Linked DNA regions of Homo sapiens: region 1 is linked to region 2. Evidence: chromatin loops called from intact Hi-C (ENCODE). Cell type or tissue: gastrocnemius medialis. All regions are shown on one strand. Links, peaks and the distances in the headings refer to the core of each region. The heading gives the core; the rest is flanking DNA.

The links. Peaks named below come from ENCODE experiments on the same cell type or tissue, not always from the same donor. Only the 100,000 strongest peaks of a DNase experiment are listed, where the experiment ranks them.
Region 1: it touches region 2 in a loop (4-fold over the local background); 41 of 110 quality-filtered maps call a loop at or near these places.

What each region holds. Positions count from the first base shown.
Region 1 is chr3:15,110,885-15,118,442 of GRCh38, forward strand. No RefSeq gene overlaps it. Among named protein-coding and RNA genes, the nearest start is that of RBSN, 16 kb to the left of the region's middle. In gastrocnemius medialis, for the core only: no CTCF peak of the experiment used is centred there; a DNase peak (open chromatin) is centred at 4,087.
Region 2 is chr3:15,401,020-15,408,577 of GRCh38, forward strand. It overlaps a transcript of METTL6 not described here. Among named protein-coding and RNA genes, the nearest start is that of METTL6, 23 kb to the right of the region's middle. In gastrocnemius medialis, for the core only: a CTCF peak has its summit at 4,616 (motif pointing left); no DNase peak of the experiment used is centred there.

The sequences.
Region 1 (7,558 bases), core at 1,212-6,211, 290 kb before region 2:
GGAGGCTGAGACAGGAGAATCACTTGAACCGGAGAAGTGGAGGTTGCAATGAGTTGAGATCACACCACTGCTCTCCAGCCTGGGTGACAGAGCGAGACTCAGTCTCAAAAACAAACAAACAAACAAAAAACAAAGATTCTAGAATTCCTCAAGGAAGCAAGAAAGATGTGATTACAATTGGCATTTCAAATAACTTTAATAGGCCAGTATGGCCTGTCCTAAAACAAAACAGGAACTATAGACTTTGTTATGGAAATTTAAATATATTCTCACCCAAAATGTCTGAGGCATTTCCAGATGTAGAAGATGTCATTAATAAGATCACTAACTCCAGTGGGAAATACTATGTAACCATAGACGGTCAGACGTGTTCTTTGCCATACCAATAAACAAAAAAAGTCAGGAAAATAGCTCCTTTACTTGGGAAGGCAAAAAATACCCAATTTAAAAGATTACTGCAAAGATAATTAAATAATTCAGTAATAGCTCACTTCATTTCATCATCACACATAGATCAATTAAAATATGTATCACTAAAAATATCATACATAGATGACATTATAATGGTAAACGATGACCAGGAAAAACTTAAGCAAAAAAATTCCCAATTAATAAAACACTTAAGATCACTGGGATAGACCATTCATACAGATAAAACCATAGGCCCAGACACCGATTGCAAATTTTTAGTAGTACAATGGTCACTGGAAAGAAGAACAATCCTGATCACAGTGATAGATAAAATAAAAGTCCTTGGCTGGGTGCAATGGCTCACACCTGTATTCCTAACACTTTAGGAGGTCAAAGTGGGCAGGTCGCTTGGGCCTGGGAGTTTGAGACCAGCCTGTGCAACATGGCCAAATCCCATCTCCACAAAAAATACAAAAAAATTAGCCGGTTGTGGTGGTGCACATCTGTAATCTCAGCTACTTGGGATGCTGAGGTGGGAGAATCGCTTGAACCGGGAGGCGGAGGTTGAGGTGAACCAAGATCACGTCATTGCACTCTAGCCTGGGCGACAGAGCCAGGCTCTGTCTCAAGAATAAAATAAAATCCCTTAAGGTGCCAAACAACACACAGGAAGCACCAAGATGAACAGGTTTATTTGGGTCCTGGAGGCAGCGTACGCCTTACTTAAACATCATCCTGAAACCAATTATAAGATAACCAGGACATCCTGAGACTTCACATGGGGAAGTGAACAGACACAAGCACTTGAAACACTCAAAGACTACATCGCCACATTCCAAACACGGCATCACCCAACTCCAGATTCACTACTTAAGTCAGGAATTCTGATGAGTGATGAATATGGAACACAGTCATTATAGACAAGGAAACCAGATTCTACATCCTTCTTACTGGTCAGATTTGGACAACAAAATTCCCATACTCTAACAACAAATACAGACCATTTGAAAAATACATATGGCTTACATATGAAACCCTCAAAACACTGAGCCTCTGATTGGCAACAACAATGTTACAATTACATGCCATATGCTTCTCCTTTACAGGATAAAACTGAGCCCTGAGGAACTGACAGGTATCCAAATTGATCCAAAGCTGCTCACATGGAAATGGTACATCTAGGGTCAAGACACCGGCTTTAAGGGTAAACCAGGCCTCCTCACTGAGGACATTCACAAGACTGAAACAGACTTGCTGGAGTTTATTTTGAGGACAGGGACAATCCCTGCCAATATAGGTAAATGTGGCCCAGTCTGGTCTAATGTCTTGCCCAGCACCTGGTTTACAGAAGGATCAGCCTTTGTGATTCAAGGCCAGCAGAGCACTCAGATCCCAGGACCAAAGGATCCCAAAGGAGGCAGGTATATCACCCTCTGTACAGCATGCAGACTTGATTGCTTTTGTCCTAGTAGTAAGACAGTGTCAGAAAATAAAAAAAATATACATTTTTACAAACTCATGGACAGTTCCGTATGGCATAGCCCTATGTTCACACAAATGGAAACAAAATAAATTTTTTTTTTTGAGTTGGAGTCTCCCTCTTGTTGCTCAGGCTGAAGAGCAATGGTGCGATCTCAGCTCACTGCAACCTCCACCTCCTGGGTTCAAGCAATTCTCCTGCCTCAGCTTCCAAAGTAGCTGGGATTGCAGGCGCCCGCCACCACGCCCGGCTAATTTTTATATTTTTAGTAGAGATGGGGTTTCACCATGTTGGCCAGGCTGGTCTCGAACTCCTGACCTCCGGTAATCCACCCACCTCGGCCTCTCAAAGTGCTGGGATTACAGGCGTGAGCCACCGTGCCCAACACAAAATAACTTTTAAATTAATGGTAAGAACATGCGGTCCAAACCTTACTGGGAAGAACTATATAAATCATAAAACAAAATTAAGGTATTAATGTATGAGTACACCAAAAAGATAATTCAGTGACCACAAAATTTAGGGATCAAGTAGAGGCATTAACAGGAAACATAACCAGTGACACACAAAACATACCCAAGTTAAAGCAACACAGAAATCCAGAAAGCTCGTGGAGACATTCATTACCACCTCTACAACTCAGGAGGAAATCAGACAGGAGTGGGAGATACCAAGGGACCCTCAATAGCTACTAAAACCGGGAGATGGCTTTAAAATTAAACGGACACCGGAAGCAGCTTACACTCCACAAACACTCCTATAATTACATAAAGAAAAAGGACATTTAGGCACACACTCACTGTATAGGTGGCCATCAGATGGAAATCAAAGGATGGCATGACATCGAATGTAAAAGGCTATAGCTAACTGAGGAATGTGAAACCTGACACCTTTAACATCTGCTCACAGATGGATTTTATCGGACCATTAAGCCACTCCTACCTGCAAATATACGCAGTAACAATGGGGGCTATATACACAAGGACTAGCACAGCAATAGCACCTGGCCACCCATTGCCTAAATCTGTGCTGGCACATAATGGGCCCTCAACAAACATTTATTGAAGGCTCAATGAGTGAATGTGCAATCTCAGGCAAGTTGATTAATCTCTCAGCATCCATTTCCAGTTCTGTAAAATGGGGATGATAACAGCCCACACCTCACAGAGTAATGGCCAATGCTGGTGTCCCTGGCAGGGAGGGGGGTTCGAGGGGGAAGGCAGAGGAGACCTCTCTCCATGAAGTCATTCATTCACAATAAAGCCACTGTCATTTTCAATATGGAGCTTCCAAGGTCACGTGGGAGTTGGTGTCCAGCCAATAGATGGAAGAAGAGAGAATGGAGAAAGTACCTCCACTTCTCATCCATTTGAGCGGAAGCAACTCATCACTCTCTCTCACCTTCATTGGTAAGAACCAGTCACACAGTCCCTCCCAGATGCAGGGAGGGCTGGGAAGTGCAGCCCCTGGCTTGGCAGCCACATCCCTTTAACAGCCTACACCAGGAAGAGAAGCATACATCTCTGGTGGACAGCTGGCCATCCCTGCCTGAAATTCTTTCTCAGGTTGAAACCATCCTTACAGGGATAACAAGCATCACATGCTGGGTTCTGGGCAGAAATATAGTTTATAATTAAGTGTTAATCAGGCTGCGCTTTGGCCCACTTCTTTGGAACCAAAAGTCATGTTAACACTAGACACTGACCATTTGCAAACCCATTGTTCCTATAAGTAGGACCACTGAGGTTAGAATCATAAGGCTTTTATTTAAGAATTGCTTAAGATGTTCTTCAGTGCGCAAATTCCAGCAGAGTGGCAGAGGACAGCCAGCATGAAGACCCCCACAGAGGAACGGGATCAGCATGAGAATGCAGTTTCTTCATCTCCCTGTCCCAAGACTTCACCCTGCACTCTTCGACCAATCAACGACCTCCCCACTTTGGCCCACTCCAAACCCCTTAAAATCCCTAGTCCTAAATTCTTTGGGGAGGCAGATTTGAGGTTTCCTCCTGTCTCCTTGTTTGGTTACCCACAATTATTAAGCTCTTTCTCTGCTGCAATCCCTGGTCTTGGTATACTGACTTGCTGTATGTCAGGCAAATGATCCTATTACAAAGTGAGTTCCAAACTCCGTGAAAACCTCTGGCTGAGCCTTTGTCAGGCTGTCAGGTTACCAAGTTTAGCAAGCTGGTGTGAGAGGCTCCATCCAAATACCCACAGTGTGTAACCCAGTTGATACCTAGTGTCACCAGCCCAGGGAGAAGATCCCCCTGGATTAAAAAAGAAAATCTCATGGCCTCAGCTCCTCCCTTCCTCTCTCTCTCTCTCTCTCTCTCTCTCTTGCTCTCTTTCTCTGCTCCCTCCACACCTCTCTCTTTCTCTCAGTCATGAGAACACAAGCTGTCCTAGCGTATCTTTAGGGTTAGGTTTCTGCCTAGTACTTTCCTGCCCAACAGATCAACCCAGTATGGCTAAACACAGCGAACTTGCAAGGATCATAAGACGCTAAAAATGATGAAAGACGTGAAAAAGCATCTGGGAGAGGCCAGGGTTTTCCCTACACGTTAGGGCTCCTTTCCCACTGCCTTTGCGGGTAGTCAAATCCCACCTACTCTTCACTGGGTGCTCCTTCTCACGTCCCCAACATTCTTGGTGTTGTAGTGGACAGCTATTGCTTTTTTCTCAGTGGCATACAATTCTCTTTCTACATAACATCTCCGTGTCCTGGGGGACCCACCCTCCCTGGTCTCAGTCTATTTCAGGTAATTTTCTTTTTCTCTTTTCTTTTCTTTTCTTTTTTTTTTTTCCGAGATGGAGTTTCGCTCTTGTTGCCCAGGCTAGAGTGCAGTGGCGCGATCTCGGCTCACTGCAACCTCCGCCTCCCGGGTTCAAGCGATTCTCCTGCTCAGCCTCCCAAGTAGCTGGGATTACAGGCATGCGCCACTACGCCTGGCTAATTTTGTATTTTTTTAGTAGAAATGGAGATTCTCCATGTTGGTCAGACTGGTCTCGAACTCCCGACCTCAGGTGATCCACCCGCCTCAGCCTCCCATAGTGCTGGGATTACAGGTGTGAGCTACTGTGCCCAGCCTCAGATAATTGTCTTAATCCAAATGCTACAACATTTGCCATCTAATCCAGATTTAAAACCCAGCTAGGCCCTGTCTTTGTGCAGCCTCCCACACCCCCACTGGCCTCTCATCTCTGCAGAGCCTTCTTTCTTCTCTAAAGCTCCTGTGCCCATCTCTGATAAGCTCCTCAAAATCACTGTGCACAGGGTATCTTCTGGGAAGAGAGAGAGGCCTCCTGTGCTAGGCACTGGCCCACATGGGCTGAGAGTTAGGAGGCTGGTTTCAGGAGGGGAGTCACTTGTTACAGAGCTGCAGAGTTGGCTATTGCTGTGTAACAAACATCCCTAAACTTACTGACTTTCAACAATAAGCATTTACTTTTCTTAGTTCACAGATCAGCTGGGCAGTTCTTCTGGCCTTGGCTGGGCTTTCTCGTGCATCTGAGATTGGCTGTGGACTGAGGGCAGGGGCAGCCCTGCGGGTCTTAGCAAAGCTCTCTCACCTATTCTGGGGCTGACTGGTCTAGAATGGCCTGAACCAGGATAAATGAGTTCTCCTCCATGTGCTCTGTCAACTGCCAGCAGGCTGGCCCAGGCTTATTCACAAAAAGATAACAAGCAGAAGCACAAGAGGTCACTTGAGGCCTAAGCTCATACTGTCACATTATCACTTCTGCTGCATTCCAGCCTTTTACTGGCAACTCCCAAGTCCAGCCTAGATTCAAGGAGAAATAGACCCACCTCTTTCTGGAAGGAACTAAAAGAGGCAGAGGGTTTGCTAGGCTGCCATGACAATGTACCACAGACTGGGTGGCTTAAACAGCAGACATTTATTTCCTCACACTTCTGGAGGCTGAAAGTCCAAGATCAACGTGTTAGCAGGGTAGGTTTCTTCCAAGGCCTCTCTCCTTGGCGGTCTTTGCCTTGTGTCTTTACGTGTTTTTCCCTCTGTGTGTGTGTGTCCTAATTCCCTCTTCCTATAAGGATCAGGGCCCTCCCTAATGACTTTGTTTTAACTTAATCACCTGTTTAAAGACCCTGTCTCCAAATACAGTCACATTCTGAGGTACTGAGGGTTATGGCTTCACCATAGGAATGGGGGGTGGGGCACGACTCAGCCCATGATAGAGACTGGGCCATTTTTGTGCTCAGTATACCACCAATACCTAGCTCTATTCTAACTAAAATGATAACCCTGCAAGGTGGCTGTTAGTCACCAATTTACACATCAGGAAGCTGATGTTTGGAGAGTGTAAGGGACTTGTGGGGCCAGGATGGAAGCCTTGGTCCTCCTGACTGACAGGCTTTCACATTCTCTTTTCCCCACACTAGTGTGTAGCAGGAGCAGGCCCTAGGCTGGACATGGGTCATCTGGAAAGCTAGTTGTTCCTCTGGCACAAGCTGATAGGAGGAACAGGGCAGGAGCCAGCCACGTGGTGCCTCCAGGGTCCTCTTCCCCGCTGGACCCTGCCTCATGGCAAAGCAGACACAGAGAACACCCAGTTCTCCTTCCCTTTCCCTGAAAGCATGCTGTCATTTCTCAGAAGTGTGACCCTTGAGTTCGAGACCCTAGGCGCACTTCACAGAGCCTTGGGCTGAGTGCCATTCATGGTCAGTTCCAGACACAGGTTTCTAGCACTGATGGTGTCTTTCCCTCATTCTAATCAGACTGTGTTCTATTTATGGCAGAAGCTGTGCCACTTTTCTGCCACCCTACCTATGCACCTGCCATTCCTCTGCCTAGTGTGCCCTTCCCTCTTCTCCTATCTCCTCTGAGCCTGACAAATTCCCATTTCAAAGGGTCTGCTCTGCTCTAACCCTCCCAGACAGAGATGACACTTCATCCCTTGTGAGTCCTCAATTACATATATATATGTCCCAGGTCTGTCACCCCAATTAGACTGTGGGCTTCTCCAAGGACGGAGCCCTGTTTTAGTCATCCATGCATCAACCACATCCCAGCTGTGAGAACTTGAGTAAGTTATTTGCCTTCTCTGTGTATCAGTTTCCTCACCTACAAAATGGTAATAATAAGAACCTTCCTCTTATTGCATAAGGATTAAAAGAGTTAATAGGTGCAAAGCACATAGAACAGCGCTTGGCACTCAATAAATGTGTGAGCTATTAGTATTTTCTGTTCTTCTTTTTTTTTTTTTTTGGTTTATTTTTTGAGACAAAGTCTCTGTCACCCAGGCTGTAGCAGTGGTGCAATCATGGCTCACTGCAGCCTCGACCTCCTGGGCTCAAACGATCCCACCTCAGCCTTAGAGTAGTTGGGACCACAGGCGTGCACCATCATGCCCAGCTAAATTTTTTTCTAATTTTATTTTTTGTAGAGACGGTGTATCCTTATGTTGCCCAGGCTGATCACCAACTCCTAGGCCTAGGCAATCCACCCATCAGCCTCCCAAAGTGCTGGGATTATAGGCATGAGCTACCGCACCCAGCCTATTATTTTCTTCATTACTTTCTAGAGTGCTGCATAGGACCTTATAAATGTGAGCTATTACGCTTTTTGTTATTATCCCTCAGTGCCCTGCACGGGGTTGGGCCCAGGAATTATTTGCTGAATGAATTAATTACTGTGCTATGAATGA
Region 2 (7,558 bases), core at 1,545-6,544:
ACCCAGATCAGTTTTGTATTTTCTTCTTTTTTTTTTTTGAGATGGAGTCTCACTCTGTCGCCCAGGCTGGAGTGCAGTGGCGCAATCTTGGCTCACTGCAAGCTCCACCTTCCGGGTTCACGCCATTCTCCTGCCTCAGCCTCCTGAGTAGCTGGGACTACAGGCGCCCACCACCACGCCTGGCTAATTTTTTATATTTTTAGTAGAGATGGGGTTTTACCATGTTAGCCAGGATGGTCTCGATCTCCTGACCTTGTGATCCGCCCGCCTCGGCCTCCCAAAGTGCTGGGATTACAGGCGTGAGCCACCGTGCCCAGCCCAGTTTTGTATTTTCTGTAGAAATGGGGTTTCACCATATTGTCCAGCCTGGTCTCGAATTCCTGGGCTCAGCTGATCCACCCATCTCAGCCTCCCAAAGTGCTGGGAATACAGGCATGAGCCATTGTGTCTGGCCCAGTTTTACAATGTTATGTACAAAGCCTCAAAGGTGAAGGATACAGTGAGCCATGTTCACGCCAAAAAAAAAAAAAAAAAAAAAGAAAGAAAGAAAAAAAAGAAACAGGTCACAAAGTCCCTGCTAATAAGACTGGTTGCGGTAAAGAAGCCAGCCAAAACCCACCAAAACCAAGATGGCAATAAAAGTGATCTCTGGTCATCCTCACTGCTCAAAATACACTAATTATAATGTATTAGCATGGTAAAACACATGCCCACCAGTGCCATGAGTTTACAAATGCCTAGAAGTTACCCTATATGGTCTTAAGTGGGGAGAAACCCTTAGTTCTAGGAATTGCCCGCCCCTTTTCCAGAACGTTCATGAATAACCTACCCCTTATTTAGCATATGATCAAGAAATAACTATAAGTATACTCAGTGGGGCAGCCCATGCCACTACTGTGCCTATGGAGTAGCCAGCCATTCTTTTGTTTCTTTACTTCTCTAATAAACTTGCTTTCACTTTACTCTATGAACTCGCCCCGAATTCTTTCTTGCACAAGGTCCAAGAACCCTCTCTTGGGGTCTGGATTGGAACCCCTTTCCAGTAACACAATGGGTTCATTTTGCTTGCTGCCCAGATAGAGCCAGATCGGGACCTCTTTCCAGTAACACAATGGTTCATTTTGCTTGCTGCCCAGATAGAGCCAATCTGTCAAGACAAGAGAAACTGCACTGGGGAGAGACTTTCATTCACGGCTGAATGAGAGACCAGAGTTTTATTACTCAAAACAGTCTCTCCAAAAATTCAGACTAGGGTTTTTCAAGGATAGTTTGGTGGGCAGCAGGGCTAGGGAATGGGGAGTGCCCATTAGTTGGGTCAGAGATGAGATCTTATGGAGTTGAAGCTATCCTCTTGGGCTGAAGTGATTCCTGGGTGGGGACCACAGGAACAGCTGGCAGGTCTGAGTGGCAGTCGTCAGAAATGCAAAAACCTGGCCGGGCATGGTGGCTTACACCAGTAATCCCAGCACTCTGGGAAGCTGAGGCGGGCAGATCACCTGAGGTCAGGAGTTTGAGATTGGCCTGGCCAACATGGTGAAACCCCCTCTCCACTAAAAATACAAAAATTAAGCAGGCGTGGTGGCACACACCTGTAATCCCAGCTACTTGGGAGTCTGAGACAGGAGAATCACTTGAACCGAGGAGGCGGAGGTTGCAGTGAGCCGAGATGGGGTGCCACTGTACTCCAGCCTGGGAAACAGAGTGAGATTCCATCTCAAAAAAAAAAAAAAGAAAAAGAAAAAAAAAAAGAAATGCAAAAACCTGAAAAGACACCTCAAAAGGCCAATCTTAGGTTCTACAATAGTGATGTTATTGCAGGAGTAATTGGGGAATTGCGAATCTTGTGGCTAATTTATTCGTCCTAAAAAGACACTCTGGCACCAGGCAAGAAGAGGGTTTATTTCAGGAAAGAGCTGTTATCATCATTTCAAAGTTAAACTATAAACTAAATTCCTCCCAAAGTTAGTTCAGCCTAAAGTTAGTTCAGGAATGAACAAGGATAGCTTGGAGGTTAGAAGCAAGATATAGTCTGTTAGGTCAGATTTATTTCACTGTTGTAATTTTCTCACTGTTACATTTTGCAAAGGTGGTTCCAGGACTTCAGGAATATGCCACCATGACTGGCTTTTAAAATTTTTTTGTAGGGGTCTCATTATGTATCCCAGATTGGTCTCCCAACTCCTGGTCTCAAGTGATCTTCTTGTCTTCAGCCTCCCAAAGTGCTGGGATTATAGGTATGAGCCACCATGCTGGGCCTCATTTAATTTATAATTATTTCTAATTAGAATTGACCATTTTGCCCATTTTGTCAGCAGTTTCTTTCTTTCAGGAGTTGTCTCATTTTGCCAGTCCTGATATTTTTCTTATAGATCTAGACATGTTTGGCAACATGCTCCAAGGAGCTACGTGTCATGTTCTCATCTCCGTGGCCATGCCCCAGACCAGAGAATATAATGCCTCCACTGTGAAAATATTCTTTCCAAATGACAGTGACAGTTATGGCACTCACGATTTCCACAGCGTTTCTTCCTCTTTTTCCTTCTCCTGGTTTTCTGAGTGTATTTGTTTTCCTAGTTTATCTTACTCTGGCTGAGTGAACATATGACTGGAGCTGTTTCCCTACCTTCTAGCACATGCGCATGTTACTGGGAAGGGATCCCAATCCAGACCCCAAGAGAGGGTTCTTGGATCTAGCAAAATAAATAATTCAGAGTCCATAAAGTGAAAGCAAATTTATAGGAAAGTAAATGAATAAAGAATGGTCACTCAACAGAGTAGCCCCAAGGGCTGCTGGTTGCCCATTTTTGTGGTTATTTCTTGATTATATGCTAAACAAGGGGTGGATTATTCATGCCTCCCCTTTTTAGATCATAAAGGGCAACTTCCTGACATTGCCATGGCATTTGTAAACTGTGATGGGGCTGGTGGACTGTAGCAGTGAGGATGACAAGAGGTCACTCTCGTCGCCATCTTGGTTTTGCTGGGATTTGGCTGGCTTCTTTATTACAACCTGCTTTATAAGCATGGTTTTTATGACCTATATCTTATGCTGACCTCCTATCTCGTCCTATGACTAAGAATGCCTTAACCTCCTGGGAATGCAGCCCAGCAGGTCTCAGCCTCATTCTACTCAGCCCCTATTCAAAATGGAGTTACTCTGGTTCAAATGCCTCTGACACCCACTATCCCTTCACCCCTACCCTGCACTCCAGCCATAGTGACCCCAGAGTGCCCTGCATCCAGCTGGTACCCATTGAACACAATTTAATGAAATACCACACATTTGAGGAGGACAGGAAGGAAAAGTGAAAAACATCTGATTTATTTTACTTATTTATTTGAGACGGAGTTTTGCTCTTGTCACACAGGCTGGAGTACAGTGATGCGATCTAGGCTCACTGCAACCTCTGCCTCCCAGGTTCAAGCAATTCATCTGCCTCAGCCTCCCGAGTACCTGGGATTACAGATGCGCACCATCATGCCCAGCTAATTTTTTTTTTTTTTTTTTTTAAGTAGAGACAGGGCCTCACCATGTTGGCTAGGCTGGTCTCGAACTCCTGACTTCAGGTGATCCGCCTGCCTCGGCCTCCCAAAGTGCTGGGATTACAGGTGTAAGCCACCTTGCCCTGCCCTTATTTTTAAATTTTTATTTATTTATTTTAAAGACAGGGTCCTGCTATGTTGCTCAGGCTGGAGTGCAGTGGCTGGTTTATTCACAGGTGAGATCATAGTGCACTGTAGCCTTGAACACCTGGCCTCAAGTGATTCTCCTGCCTCAGCTTCCCAAGTAGCTGGGACTACAGGCATATGCTACTGTGCCCTACTAATTTTCTTTTTAATAGAACATTTGGTTTCAGTAGCAGAACTTACTTAAATTTGTGAGAAATGTCTGCTCCCCAATAGAGAACATGGCCCTGCAAAACAGTCTTGGTTTACTCATTTCACAATTTTCCCTTCCTCAGTTGACAACTGTGAAATAGGGAACCAAATGCTATCAAAGATAGCTACAAATAATATCTGCGTGAGGCAGACAATTATCTGTGCTGCAGACCCTTCTCTGCTTTGGCCTTAATTCCAAACAACAGTAAAAGCAAATCCACAAAACCATTTGGGGATAGGAAAGTACAAAGGGGTATTTACTCACAGGAAAAAAAAATTAGGACCCTTCATTGGTGTCCAGCACGTATTTATGCTCCCCAGTGTCCTGGGGGCCTTGCAGACGCCTTTCGAGCCCATCACAGACATTACCTTAAAATGCTTCCCAGATTTAACTGAAAGTAAACACCTTCAGAAGGGAAAGTAGACTGAACATTAGGTAAAAGCACCCTTGCTTTCTAATCTCCAGTGAGGCCAAAATTGATCTTATGAGCTCATAAGTTGATCTAGAAAACACATTTGTAATAAATATTTTCTATGCTCTTCAATGACAATTAAAAAATGGACACTATATAACTAAGATGGGATTGATCTTATGAGCTTTTAAGTTAATCTAGAAAACATTTGTAATAATCCATGCTCTTCAGTAACAATAAAAAAAGAACACTATGTAACTAATTAAGATGGGAGTAGAAGGCCAATAAAAACATCTAATGTCTAGCACCACCTTGTGGTACAACATTCAAATCCCGAGCCCTTACAAGGACCCCAAGATTAAACCTTCTTGAAAAAGACTTGGTTCATGAGCTGCTCTACCATTTCGACCTAACAATATACTTTCTGGAGAAATACAAAATAATAGAAATAACTAACACTTGACTGGTACTTTATAGTAAACCAAGCACTCCCATCTGAATGATCTCACTTAATCCTGGCAGCAGCCCTGCCAGGTACTAGGTACTAAGATCTCAGTCTTAGACATGTGGAGTCTGAAGTTCAAAGAAGTTGGTAGTTTGTACTGGGTAAGTCCTGCACTTGAACCCATTTATTCATATTCCAAATCCTGTAATAAAATTGTATTAGCACTATTGTATGGAGTATGTGTGTGTGTATGTGTATATATATATACACACGCACACACACATCACTATACTATATGTATTAATATATGTGAAAAGTTCAAAAGAAACATATAGTACTATATAGGATATTTTAATATAATATAGTATTTATACTATTTTTTATAGTACTGTTAGCCAGTACTCACTACGTTTCCGGCGACTGTTTTCTGGCTGTGAAGACAAGGCAATATTGGTTGACTCTTTGTAGTCTATATGATTCCACACAGTTTGCTACTAAACCAACCATGGTCTTGCTTTCCTAGTCCCTAAGCACCCAAACGTGGGAGAACCTGATCCTCTGTTGTATTAATTTAGGGTGCACTGATGGAAATGTGTCCAGCGAGAATGAACACAAGAACCTAGAGGCAATGAGACTGAAGCCATTTTTAGGTTTGGCCTTTAATATGCTTGTGAACCAATCTACTGGCTCATAGTTAAAATACTGATGGACTGGGTCACCTCATTAATTTAACAAGAAGTACATTTTACAATCAACATATCTTAAAGTTGGCAGCTGCCTGGGCCCACTTCCAACCCTGACCCAGCCATGAAAAAAAAAAAACAAACAGTTATATATATATATATATATATATATATATATATATATATATATAGAGAGAGAGAGAGAGAGAGAGAGAGAGAGAGAGAGAGATGGAGTCTCACTCTGTTGCCCAGGCTACAGTGCAATGGCATGATCTTGGCTCACTGCAACCGCCACCTCCCAGGTTCCTGCCTCAGCTTCTCGAGTAGCTGAGACTAAAGGCACCATGCCTAGCTAATTTTTTGTATTTTTAGTAGAGACAAGATTTTGCCATGTTGGCCAAGCTAGTCTCGAACTCCTGACTTCAGATGATCCACCTGCCTCAACCTCCCAAAATGCTGGGATTACAGGCATGAGCCACCACGACCAGCAGTTAATCTTAATGTATCTTAAATATATGAGAGGCCACTTGCTCAGTGTCAGAGGTCGGCATGTCATTAAACCAGCTTTAAATATTGTTTTTATTGTTTATTTTTTGAGACAGACTCTTACTCTGTCACCCAAGCTGGAGTGCAGTGGCACAACCTGGGCTCACTGCAACCTCCACCTCCCGGGTTCAAGTGAGCCTCGGCCTCTCAATTAGCTGGGACTACAGTGGACTACAGACATGCACCACCACGCCCAGCTAATTTTTGTATTTTTAGCAGAGACAGGGTTTTAACATGTTGGCCAGGCTGGTCTCCAACTTTTGGCCTCATGTGATCTGCCCACCCCAGCCTCCCAAAGTGCTGGGATTACAAGCATGAGCCACCATGCCCAGCTTCACCTTTAAATATTCTAAATGAAAACTTTTGCAGCCTGGCTTTATGGGGGTTAGAATTTGGGGCATAATTACTCCTGTGGGTAGAGACAACTCCAGGTTGTGTTTGGAGGAAACTGTTGGCCCCATTCACAGGTATATGCCCAGCCAACCACTGGCAAAGGAAGACGACTTCATCAACCTGTTTTGCTTTCTCTGAAGTCATTCTTACTTGTCTCTTGGCCGGATGGTCTGCCCAATAGCTACCCTTCTAAGGGACAATAACCTAGACCTCCTGGTTCCTAGATTCACATCAAACCCTCCACTGAGAACACTATTGATGGAAAACTGACCGAAGGACCAACAGCCCGTTAGTCTTCTAGGGATTCTAAACCCATCTAGACCAGCCCCTTTCAGTCCTCTTCATCCACTTATTTGACTAGTCCTTTGGGGGTTATATCTATGTTAAGCTATATTATCAGAAACAATGCTTTGATACTTGTGTTTATTATTGGTAAAACTGTTAAGTTTGCCATGTTGTAGTGTTCTCTTTATGGGAACTAGAGGGAAAGGTTCCTTAGATCTCCAGATTAGGGGTAGCTGCCTCAGGTTTATCGCATGGAGTCTGAACTTGATCTTGTTTCCTTCTTTACACTGACAACTAGGAAGCAAAATCTGTTATTTATCCTTAAGTGTATAAGACCTGCTGTAATGCAGTTTGTGTGGATAAGATTATTTTCCTGGCCTCAACTTTTATTTTCCTTTAGCCCAATTTCCCTACTTAAAATCGTGTAATTTTTGTATTTTTGTAAGTTGTCCTTAAACTTTTTTGGGGAGAATTTTAAAAATAGAAGAAAAACTACTCTCTGGTGTTAGACTTCAGAATAGAGGATATCCTTGTGGGGACAGTGACTGGAACGAGACACAGGGGTGGCGTGGGTTCTGGGGTGCCAGTCATGCTGGACGCGTCATACAGGTATGTTCACTCTGTGATGTCAGTGAGCTAAATACTTATGATTTGTGCACTTTTCTGTATGTATGTTAAGCTTCTATGTTCAAAAAATGAGGACTGAGGGAAATGATACTCACGTGCCATATATATGTACTTCCTTTAATCCTCTGAACACTTTTAAGTTAGTAGTTATCCCCATTATAAAAACGAGGAATGTGAGGTTCAAACAGGTTAAGGAATGAGGCCAAAATTCCAAATGACTTCTGATAACAAAAGCACAGGCTTATCCTACTACACTACACTGCTCCTTGCTCTTTTTTTTTTTTTTT